Linked DNA regions of Homo sapiens: region 1 is linked to region 2. The links are chromatin contacts, found by Hi-C in ENCODE. All regions are on one chromosome and are shown on one strand. The core of a region is the stretch at or near the end of the contact, and the rest is flanking DNA. Distances in the headings are between cores, read along the strand shown.

The links. A loop is a pair of places that touch in the nucleus more often than their neighbours do. Pooled maps may share reads with other maps.
Region 1: a loop to region 2 is called in a map with no recorded cell type, with 5 times the contacts of the local background. The contact joins two enhancer-like sites. A Hi-C loop is called at or near these places in 9 of 37 single-sample maps with no recorded cell type and 6 of 50 pooled maps.

The regions. Positions count from the first base shown.
Region 1 is chr10:44,007,460-44,012,351 of GRCh38, reverse strand. No RefSeq gene overlaps it. Among named protein-coding and RNA genes, the nearest start is that of LINC02659, 98 kb to the right of the region's middle. RefSeq lists enhancers at 1,456-1,535, 3,666-3,985. Within about 2 kb of position 1,408, at least 5 of the 41 ENCODE cell types and tissues checked have a DNase peak (open chromatin) inside an H3K27ac peak, as active enhancers do.
Region 2 is chr10:43,814,530-43,819,118 of GRCh38, reverse strand. It overlaps LOC105378275 (a long non-coding RNA gene), which reads right to left. Exons shown (of 3, transcript XR_945906.4): 3 at 375-612. Among named protein-coding and RNA genes, the nearest start is that of LINC00619, 28 kb to the left of the region's middle. RefSeq lists a silencer at 2,352-2,552. Within about 2 kb of position 2,300, at least 14 of the 41 ENCODE cell types and tissues checked have a DNase peak (open chromatin) inside an H3K27ac peak, as active enhancers do.

The DNA of each region.
Region 1 (4,892 bases), core at 159-2,658, 190 kb before region 2:
CCAGCTGGGCAGGGCTTTCCCAACAGGCCACTGACAGAATACCTAAAGTCAGCTGCTTTCCAGCAGGCTCAGACCCACAGTCCTGTCATTTATAGCAATATCATGTAAAAATATATATATATTTTTTGACCTTCGGTGGTCAACGCACTCATTTATACTTCTAGCTGTGTGTACATTGGGCATCAGCGGGTATGGGCATGCAGGTAATCACTCATTAGAGGGGCAAGAGGAAGGTAAAGAACAACCAGCTCCTGAACACATTAAAGCTCTGTTGGGGTCATGTTGTATTTCATGAATCCAGACCCATGGCAAAGAAGAGTTTGCCATAGCCAGTTACAAATTGTTTCTTTTACAATGTTCATTCTTATCAGCAGTTCATGGGAGGAGTGTCTCTACCGCAACCCACCAGGGCAACCCCACACGTGAAGTCAGCATTTAAACATTGGCCAGGGATGCACCAGACCACCCAGGCTCCCACAAGCTCCCAGCCCGGTGCCCACGCTGGCCAGGCCTGTGCTGGCTGGAGCTCTGGGACCTGGATTGGGGCCGCCAAGATGCTTTGAGAGGTCTGACATTACCACTTATTTAACCATGCTGTTGAGGGTACAGGGCCAGAGTGTGGTCTCCATGGCAACTGATTGCAGCATTGCACATATCTGGAGGGAGAAGCACATTTTTAGATGGATGATAGAGGAGGTGGTCTGAGAAAAATGTCCAGATTGTTTAACTCTTTTGTGGCATTGGGAAACTTATTTAAACTTTGACTTCTTTTCCACAAAAAGGAACTATAGATGTGTACATGGATTTCAGTGGAGATTGGTAAGAGCAGTCTAGAATAGTATTTACCCTCTAGAATAGAGGAGGATAATTTGGCAAGGGGTGGCTTCAGTTTCTGAAATTGGCTCCAGTTTTAGAAATGACAGAAAGCAAATGACATCATCCCGGTGGCCTGACAAATACCTTCAACTTATTCCATTATTCTACTTAGCTCTTTAATCTTAAACAAAAGATGGCTAAAACTGTGACTTTCATAGAGTTCCTCCATGGTAATACTACATATGGGTCACTCCATTTCCTTCCTGGGCTAGTAAATACCTCTGCTTTTATGGTGAGGACTTCTGCCAGCTGTAATGAGCTCCCCTGCGTTCCCCAGGGCTGAGAGCAACTGTGTTGGCCCCTAGTGACTCAGCTTCCTGTGCACCTGGTTTCAGGTCTGAGCCCTCAGGGAGCTGACCTGGGGGAAATGGCTCCTCCTTCATGAGATCAGCATGGCTCCTCATGCCATGAGGGGCAGGCACCAAGGCCTGCCCAAGTCTCCTCTGAGCTCACAGAGGGCAGCCCCTGACTGGCTAAGCCAGCCTTATGCCCCATCATGATCATCTGGGCACAGAGCCTGGCCTTCTATGACAGGGACAGAGGGCTGCTGCCAAGAGCTCAGTCCTGGGCTGCTGTCTCTCTGCAAATGGGGAGGAAAGATGTCCTCTTCCAGCCCGTGGAAGCTGGGAAACCTAGCAGATATTCGAATGAGTTCCTAGGACCTAGAGAGCTGATAATCAGGGCTCACAGCTGCTGAACTGAGCTCCCAAGTAGAGCCTCAGCCCAGGTTGGTCCAAGAGTAAAAACAAAGCAGTCCAGAAGACCTAACTAACAGGGAGCTTAAGGGAGCAAGCTAAACTCTACAACACCCTAGGAATTAATACCCAAAATATACATCATGTTAAGAAATAGCTAAAAGCAGTCATGTAGAATTTAAATCTTATCTCACACCTCTTGGAGTAAAATCAAGGTCAGATTTTACTCTGACTTTACTCTTAGATTTTACTCTTCCTCTGTCTTACAGCAGCGAGAGAACTCTGAATGCGCTTGATAGATACAGATGGATATGATTGGTCAGGAATTTGGCAGAATGTCCGTAAGATCAATTGCATGTAGTGCATTGAAAATGCTATGTTCTGGGGTGGAACTGCCTTATTTCAGAATATATGATGCTTGAGGGCTTACAATTATCTGAAAGAAAAAACCCCAGAAATAAGATGTCAACAACTTCATTTTTGTAACCCATATTGATGACTGTGAAAAACTCTTTGGCATCAATAAAACTTGAGTGATTGCCTTTTCCAATTGTCCAAAATGAGAAGCAGACCCAAGCAGGCACATTTCTGCCAAGGGAGATTTCTCTTAATTATCCCTGAACCTCACTGGCTGCAGGGCTTGGTAAACAGCCGCAGCCTCTGCTCTCTGTAACATGACCTCCTGTATAGCACACGCTCATGTGCACAGGCATCTGCACATACATGCACAAAATGCACACCTAAGAAGAGAAACCAGCAGGACCAAACTGGCTTGGAAAGATGACGACGGGACTTGCTAGGTAAGAGTGTGGGCAGAGCACAGGATAGATGACAAATCTTTGCCAAAAGTTTTATAACATGGGACCCAGTTCGCTAAGAGGTCCTCAGCCTCCGTGTTTAGATAAATGAGGGTTTAAATTACTCAAAAGTGACTTGCCTTCTAAAACCACACAGAATTCTTTTTTTTTTTTTTTTGCAATAAAACCTCAAGACTCCCAAATCTCAAAGAAGCAAAAAAGCCATGTCCCTGAGGACTAAAATAGAAAGAGAAGGAAGCGGCAGCCAAGAACATTATTTCCAGCTCACATAGGACCACCCCTCTGTTTGCATACCCGTTATGACTTGGAAAGGAGGTTAAGGGTCCAGTTTAACCCACCAACATTAATATTTTGAGGCCAAGTGGCATCTTCCTGGAGTGGGGGCCGAACAGGCCCGTGGAGAGCGTGCGTTCTTTCTGAACCACGACAAGGCTGCAGTGCCTTCAGTGCTTAAATCCAAGGAGCCAAAGATAATTTCCAAAAGACTGTGCTTTCTAAGGGCAGAAGGTGAAGGGAACAAACAATGCTCCATCTCCCTGAGGACTGGGAAGATTATTAGGTTACCATTTCAAGACAGGAACATTCAGACATGATGTAGTATTTGGACTCAAGAGTGGAAGGCTGAACCCAAAGCAAATCAGTTAAGCTTGAATGTTGGGGAAGTGATTTCTCTTCTCCCAACTTGACTATTTTCTCCCTGTGTTGATTCATTGCATCTACAAACCTTAACACTTTTACCACGTGACTGCTATTTTTCTCTCTATCTTCCCAAGTCCCCTCATTAGAAACCACTGTTGGCCAAACAAGCTAATGAGCGGGACTGTCCTGGCCAAGCCACAGGAGAGACAATTACAGACTTTGACTGCAGGCCGCACACTCACTGGTTCTCATTCTAACCTCCATTCTCTTCCTTCTTTATCCTCCCTCTGTTGGGGTGAACATTTGGCATCAAATGAACCTAGGTACGGTTCTGTGCGCTCACTAGTGCTGACAGTGTAGGCAAGAAACAACTTTCTGAGCCTGTTTTCTCAGATGGGAGATACAACCCACCAGGGTGAGAATTAAATGAGGTGGTTAATAAGGGTAATGCCGTTAACCCACCAGCCCTGAGCTCTATTACACCAGCCCTTTAAAAGCAGAGAGCTTGCCCTGGCTTCCCTGTGGCGTGGGTGGGTACAGAACTCCCAGGGGCTTGTTTCACCAAATTTCCCCACAAAGCCCTGCATAAAACGCCATTGTAGGGCCCAGCTCTGTCTGAGAGAGCCTGTCAGGACAGTTCAACAGCCTTGTTTCCAAATAAGTAGAAATATGAAACAGGCTGGTAAACTTTTGTTTAAAATCTGACCTCTTTTTTAAGATGACCATTGTTTTCCTAAATTCACTTTCCTTCCTTTGCTTCCTGTCCATAAAGAAAGTTCACACTCACAGGCTCGAAACACCTCACAGCATGGAATGCACATGATGTCACCCAGGAGGACCTCTACAGGGGAATTCCAAGTCAGAGCCATGCCACCGTGAGAAGTCACCACGAGTCTTGGGCCACGTGGGTCATGTTCAGATGCTCTGGGCTGACCTGTGAGCCCGAGAGAGAGAGAGAGAGAGAGAGAGAGAAAAGAGGCCACAGAAGGCTCTGTCGCTGATGGGCTTTCCAGATGGCGATTTAAATTATTCTGAGTTGTCTGAAATAACATTGCCCTTACTGCTTTTATGTTTTTCTTATATACTTTTTAATTCTAATAGATAAAAGGCTTTTAAATGATTTTCCATAAAGGTATAAAATTACCCCTGCAAAGAGAAAAAATACTAACGCATATAAATAAACATATTCTGTTTACAGTTTTTTGATTGAAGGAGAGGTCAGGGATGCTTTGATTCCTTTGCAACCCCTCCTCCCTTCATTTTAGAATGTGCCGTCATCTTCTCTTTCTGCTTCCTTCCACCTTTGAAATGCTCCCACATCACCTCTTTGCTGATGGTGTTCCCTGCTCTTCTCTTCCCCCAAGAAGAATTAGTTCTTCCCTGTTGATGGCTTTCTAATTGTTTTATTTACCCCAGCTACAGTATTGATTACTCCCCAATTATTTGCATAAACTCTACTTCTCGACCCACTCAGCTACTTCATGGAGACCTATAATGCTAATACCATAGGAAAGCTTCTGGTCCTGGAAATTAAAAAACAAGAAGTTGAGCCCAGAAACCACACGGCAGGGAAAATGTAGAGTGTGAGAGACAGGGCTGGTGGTGGTATGGGTTGATCTAGGCAGTGGGTGAGTGAGTCTTTCTCAAGACAGTTCATTGAGGGATTTGGAAAGAAAGCACAGGTGTCCCACTGGCTATTAGGCATGCATGTGGATTTGGGCGCCTTGGTCTGGTGGGGTAACACTCCTCACATCACACCAGCTGGGAATAAGTGGGAATTACCTTCTCAGTCTGGAGCTCTTTGTAAATGTTTGTACTATTCTTTCCATGAAGGCAAAGCTAGCGAAGAGGGACAAAACCGTGG
Region 2 (4,589 bases), core at 1,051-3,550:
GAGGAGGCTCGCCCACAGGAACTCCGCAACCTGGGGAGACTCCCCTGTCAGCCTCAATTTGATTATTTTCAGCTCAAGGAGATGGAAATGTCGGGACTAAGGGGCTGTAAAGACTCTTTAATTCCTACAGCATTGTTGACAAGGAACATCTGGATCTCAACCTCAGTGTCCTTGCCCCAAGCAGCCAGGGACCCAGAACCATACTCACCTCCTCTAGGGGCAATAGCAGATGGGTGCCGGCCACCAAACGCCAGCTCAACCCAAGAACCAGCAATCATTTCAAGTAGGGCACGGGGAGAATCCCAACCCCTTGTGTTGGTTTTACTAGGACTGAGGGGGTGGGTCCACAGTGACATCCAAGTACAATTCTCATTTCAGTTGGGGCTGGTTCAATACTGACACTCAATGAAAAGCATCCTTATCTCATTCAGGAAATAGATTTTTCTTTCTGTTCTTCCAGAAGCATTATAAAAGGATGCCTAAATAATTTCTAGGCAAAGAGGGACTTTCTACCAAGGCACCTACAAACATCACACGCCCCTTTCCTTTCCCCTTTTGCAGTCTGCAAAGTCCATCTTCTACAAGAGTCATGCGGTGCTTGGCTCTTCCTTGCTGAAAAACAAAAAGCACGGTCACAGCCTGCTACCCTTGCTTTCTTCCCACGAAGGAGAAATTGTTATATAGGCATAGCCAGAATCCCCAAAGGGTGTCTACACAAATGCCAGAACATTCAGATCACACATGTTCTCTCTCTACACACATACACACACACACACACACGCACACACACACACACCCATCACACTGGTGTTGGAAGAATTCTGAAATATAAAAGTCTTAATATGGACCCTAGGCTGGGCATAGGGTGGCTCATGCCTGTAATCCCAGCACTTTGGGAGGCTGAAGAAGGAGGATTGCTTGAGCCCAGGAGTTCAAGACCAGCCTGGGCCCACCATGAAGAAACCCTATCTCTACAAAAATGAAAAAAAAATTAGCCAGGCATGGTGGTGTGTGCCTGTATTCCCAGCTACTCAGGAGGCTGAAGTGGGAGGATCACTTGAGCCCAGGAGGTCGAGGTTGCAGTGAGCTGAGATCACACCACTGAACTCCAGCCTGGGTAAGAGCGCAAGACCCTGTCTTACACACACACAAAAAAAGATGGACCCTGAAAATGAATAGGTTTCCACAGGCAAAAAAGTAAGAACGTTTGGAAAGGAAGAACCCTGTGATTTTGATGTTTAATGACCTGCCGGACAAGGACTGTAGCCACCTCAGGCAAGAGAGTCAGTGGGTTGAGTCCTGGCTAGCTGGTCACTAACTTAGTGGCCTTTCAAGGCACTTGGGCCTTGGCCTCCATTTCTGCATCTGTCTCTTGGGGACCATAGTGGTCCTAGGCCAGCTGCATCACAGGGTGCATATGATAGAAGGATCTAACTCCGAGTTAGAAGTGTCTTGCTAAGATATTATTAGTCATTTCTATTATTAAAGTCAAAGTCTAGCATTCAGAGACATTAGAAGGTCACGTTTGTGTGATGAGTGATTCAAAACACGGAAGACTTTGAATGCCAAGTGGATGAACAAGTAGTACTTACACTAAAGGAATTCATGAGAGAAAATGGAAGCTTATATTTATTGAGCAACTACTACGTGCCAGGCACAAGATTTTGTGAAACTGGTGCTAAATATTTACATTTTGCTGATGAGGAAGTGGGGTCTCTAGAAAAGGAGAGATTTCCATATTGACACACACCTGGTGAGTGTAGGAACTCTACCTTAGAGCCAGGTCTCTCTGTGCCCAAAGGGAATGACTTAGCAGAAGGGAAGGAGTGGAAAACATCCCCATCACTCTCATATCCTCAAGATCCCTTGTTAGTGCAGAGGCCCCTGGGAGCTTCTTACATGTGTGTTTTTAACCTAGTTGGCCTATTCCATTAGAGGCTGTTTTCCACTCTGTCATACCTCCGCCTTCTCTAATTCTGTTCTGGGACCACTTTCCACTTGGACAATTCATCCTCCTCCTTTGCACCCTTCCCAGTCTCCTTCACCTCCATTCCCATAAACTCCTGTGCATGTTCCTGTTACAACACTCAGCCTGCTGCAGTGGAATGCATCTGTTCTGTGCATTCTTTCAGGAAAAAATATTACGTCTTCCAAAAAATATGGAACCAACCACTAATTATGGCACATCTGCTTTGTTTCAAAAGTAAGTGTGGACAGGTCCAGGATGTTATCTCCAGACTACTCTGGAAAGCTCTCGGCATTCTCGGAACTCACAAAGGATATATGAGCAATTGCTCAGTGACTAGGCTGCAACCTGTTTCTGTGGGACTCCCACAATGGCCTCACAGCCAAAACTGTGGGAAGATCTAGGAAGAAGACATAGACTCCAACCTGGGTCAGACAAAGGGCGGAGGAAATAATTGAAAATCTTATACCAAAAACGTTAGAAACAAAAGTCATTCTCAGTGCAGAAGAGTAGCAGAGAATCATTTAAAAATGTGCATCCCTAAGAGGCCGAAGGAAAAGGAGCAGAGGCTGAGCAAGAGTCCCTGTGTGACAGGAAAAGCTGTAAGCAGTGTCTGCGGCTTTCTCTCCCCAGCCACATCCGCCATTCTCTGTTAAGGGCCCTCTCACCGAGGTTAGTCAGCCTCTCTCCTTAAAACTGAAAGTGACTGCTGGCATGCAGTTCCTCTCACATCTGGATTGCTAACCACCTGCTCCCCAAATTTGAAAGTATAATGGAATTGAATTCAAATTTTTACAAAACTTAGGAACTTAGGGGGCCAACTTTGCAAATCATAATTGATTTCCAAGAGACATGTCCTATTATATTTGTTTAACAAACATGAATGTTTCGTACATCAGATGCATTCTCAAGGTGTCATCCAATCCTCTTTCATTTAAAGTAGGGCAAGCGCGTGTTAAAAAAATCTAAATATTTAAAAATGATAGCAAATCTCCCTCACAACCAGACCCCCAGATTCCTTGCGAGAGGTAACCATCATGAATAGTTTTTTTGGGCCTCCAGACATCTTACACATATGTAAGCCCATGTATTCACTTGTGTTCATTGCGTTCGTATCCTTTTCATATCAAATTAGAGCAGTCAGTGCCTACTCTTCTGAATCCAAGTTTCTTTGCTATAACAATACATTTCAGCACATTCAGACTCACTCATTCTTTTTCAAAACTGCGTTGTATTTTATTTTAGAGAAGAATGATCATGCATTTTCCCAAGTCCCTCTAGATTGGCATTTAGGTACGTTCCGTCTTTTGCCTTTACAGGTAATACCACACACTTGCCATTGCACAAAGTTGCTCTCCCAAAGCATCAGAGGCCCTCCCCCTACCTTGCCACACTGGCTAATGTGGGACAGTTTACCTTTTTCCAGGCTCAGTGGTGAGCAATCCTATGCTGTCTCTTTATTATTTAGTCTTTTCTTTCTCTGTGGACTGCCATGTGTGTTGTCAATTTTTCCACTGAGTGGCATTTTGGTGACAGATTTGTAATCCCTGGCTTTACAATAGTGACATGTTCTTCTTCTGACTTGTTTGGCAAGTATTTTTCCTGTTTGACCTTTTTTTAAATTTAACTTCTGCCATATTTTTCATTGGTGAATTTTAGTTTTATTTTTATGTACTCATATGCATGAGTCTTTTCCCTTATAGTTTCTGGGTCTTGTTTTGTTTTGCTTAGCAAGGACTCACCCACTCTCTTGAGAGACAAACAAGAAGACTGAAGTAAAGTGAAAGATGTACTTTTGTCTGGAAGAGGAACTCTCAGAATATGTCATGTAGTGATAAATAATTTAATGCAATCACAAAACATTCCAAACATGTTCCTTTTTAGAAACTTAGTGATTTTTTTATAAATCAGAAAAATAAATAGGGGGGTTAGGTAGCAAGTTTGGCTCAGTCAGATGTTAAAGGCTAGAATGATTAAAATCCAGTGATTCCAGTGCAGAAATAATCAAAGAAATAGAATAGAACAGAATCCAGAAACACAACCAAGAATAAATGGAAGTATTGGATTTTATAAATGTAACATTTCAGCACCATAAGCAAGCAATGCCGCAAAAAAAAAAAGGCTCAATTGGAGGGCAGGGCAGGGGAAGGAGAAGGAATGTAGTCTCCTACCTAAGTCCTCATACCAAATTTATTGGCAGTTGTGGCAAATATTTAAACATAATAAATGAAGTCACAAAAGTACCAGAAGATAATGTATTTTTATAATATTAGGATAAATAAAGGCTTTCTACACATGCCCAGAATTAATTAATCATCAAGGAAGTGATGAACAAATTTTACTATGTAAGATATGCATAGTTCTGCAAAACCACATGATGAAAATCAAACAACAATGTAAAAGCTGGGAGAATATACTAACAAGACACATGGCAATGAATAAGTATTCACAATGCATAAAGAATTTTTTTCAAGTAGTTAAGAAAGTAAGAAGATAAAGATAATGATCAAATTAATGTAAAATATAAGAAAGTATAAGCAAACTTAATACATAAAACCAAATGTTCAGAATCAGCAAAGCTGTGAAAAAGAAAATGACCACAGCTGCACAATGGGAGCACCAC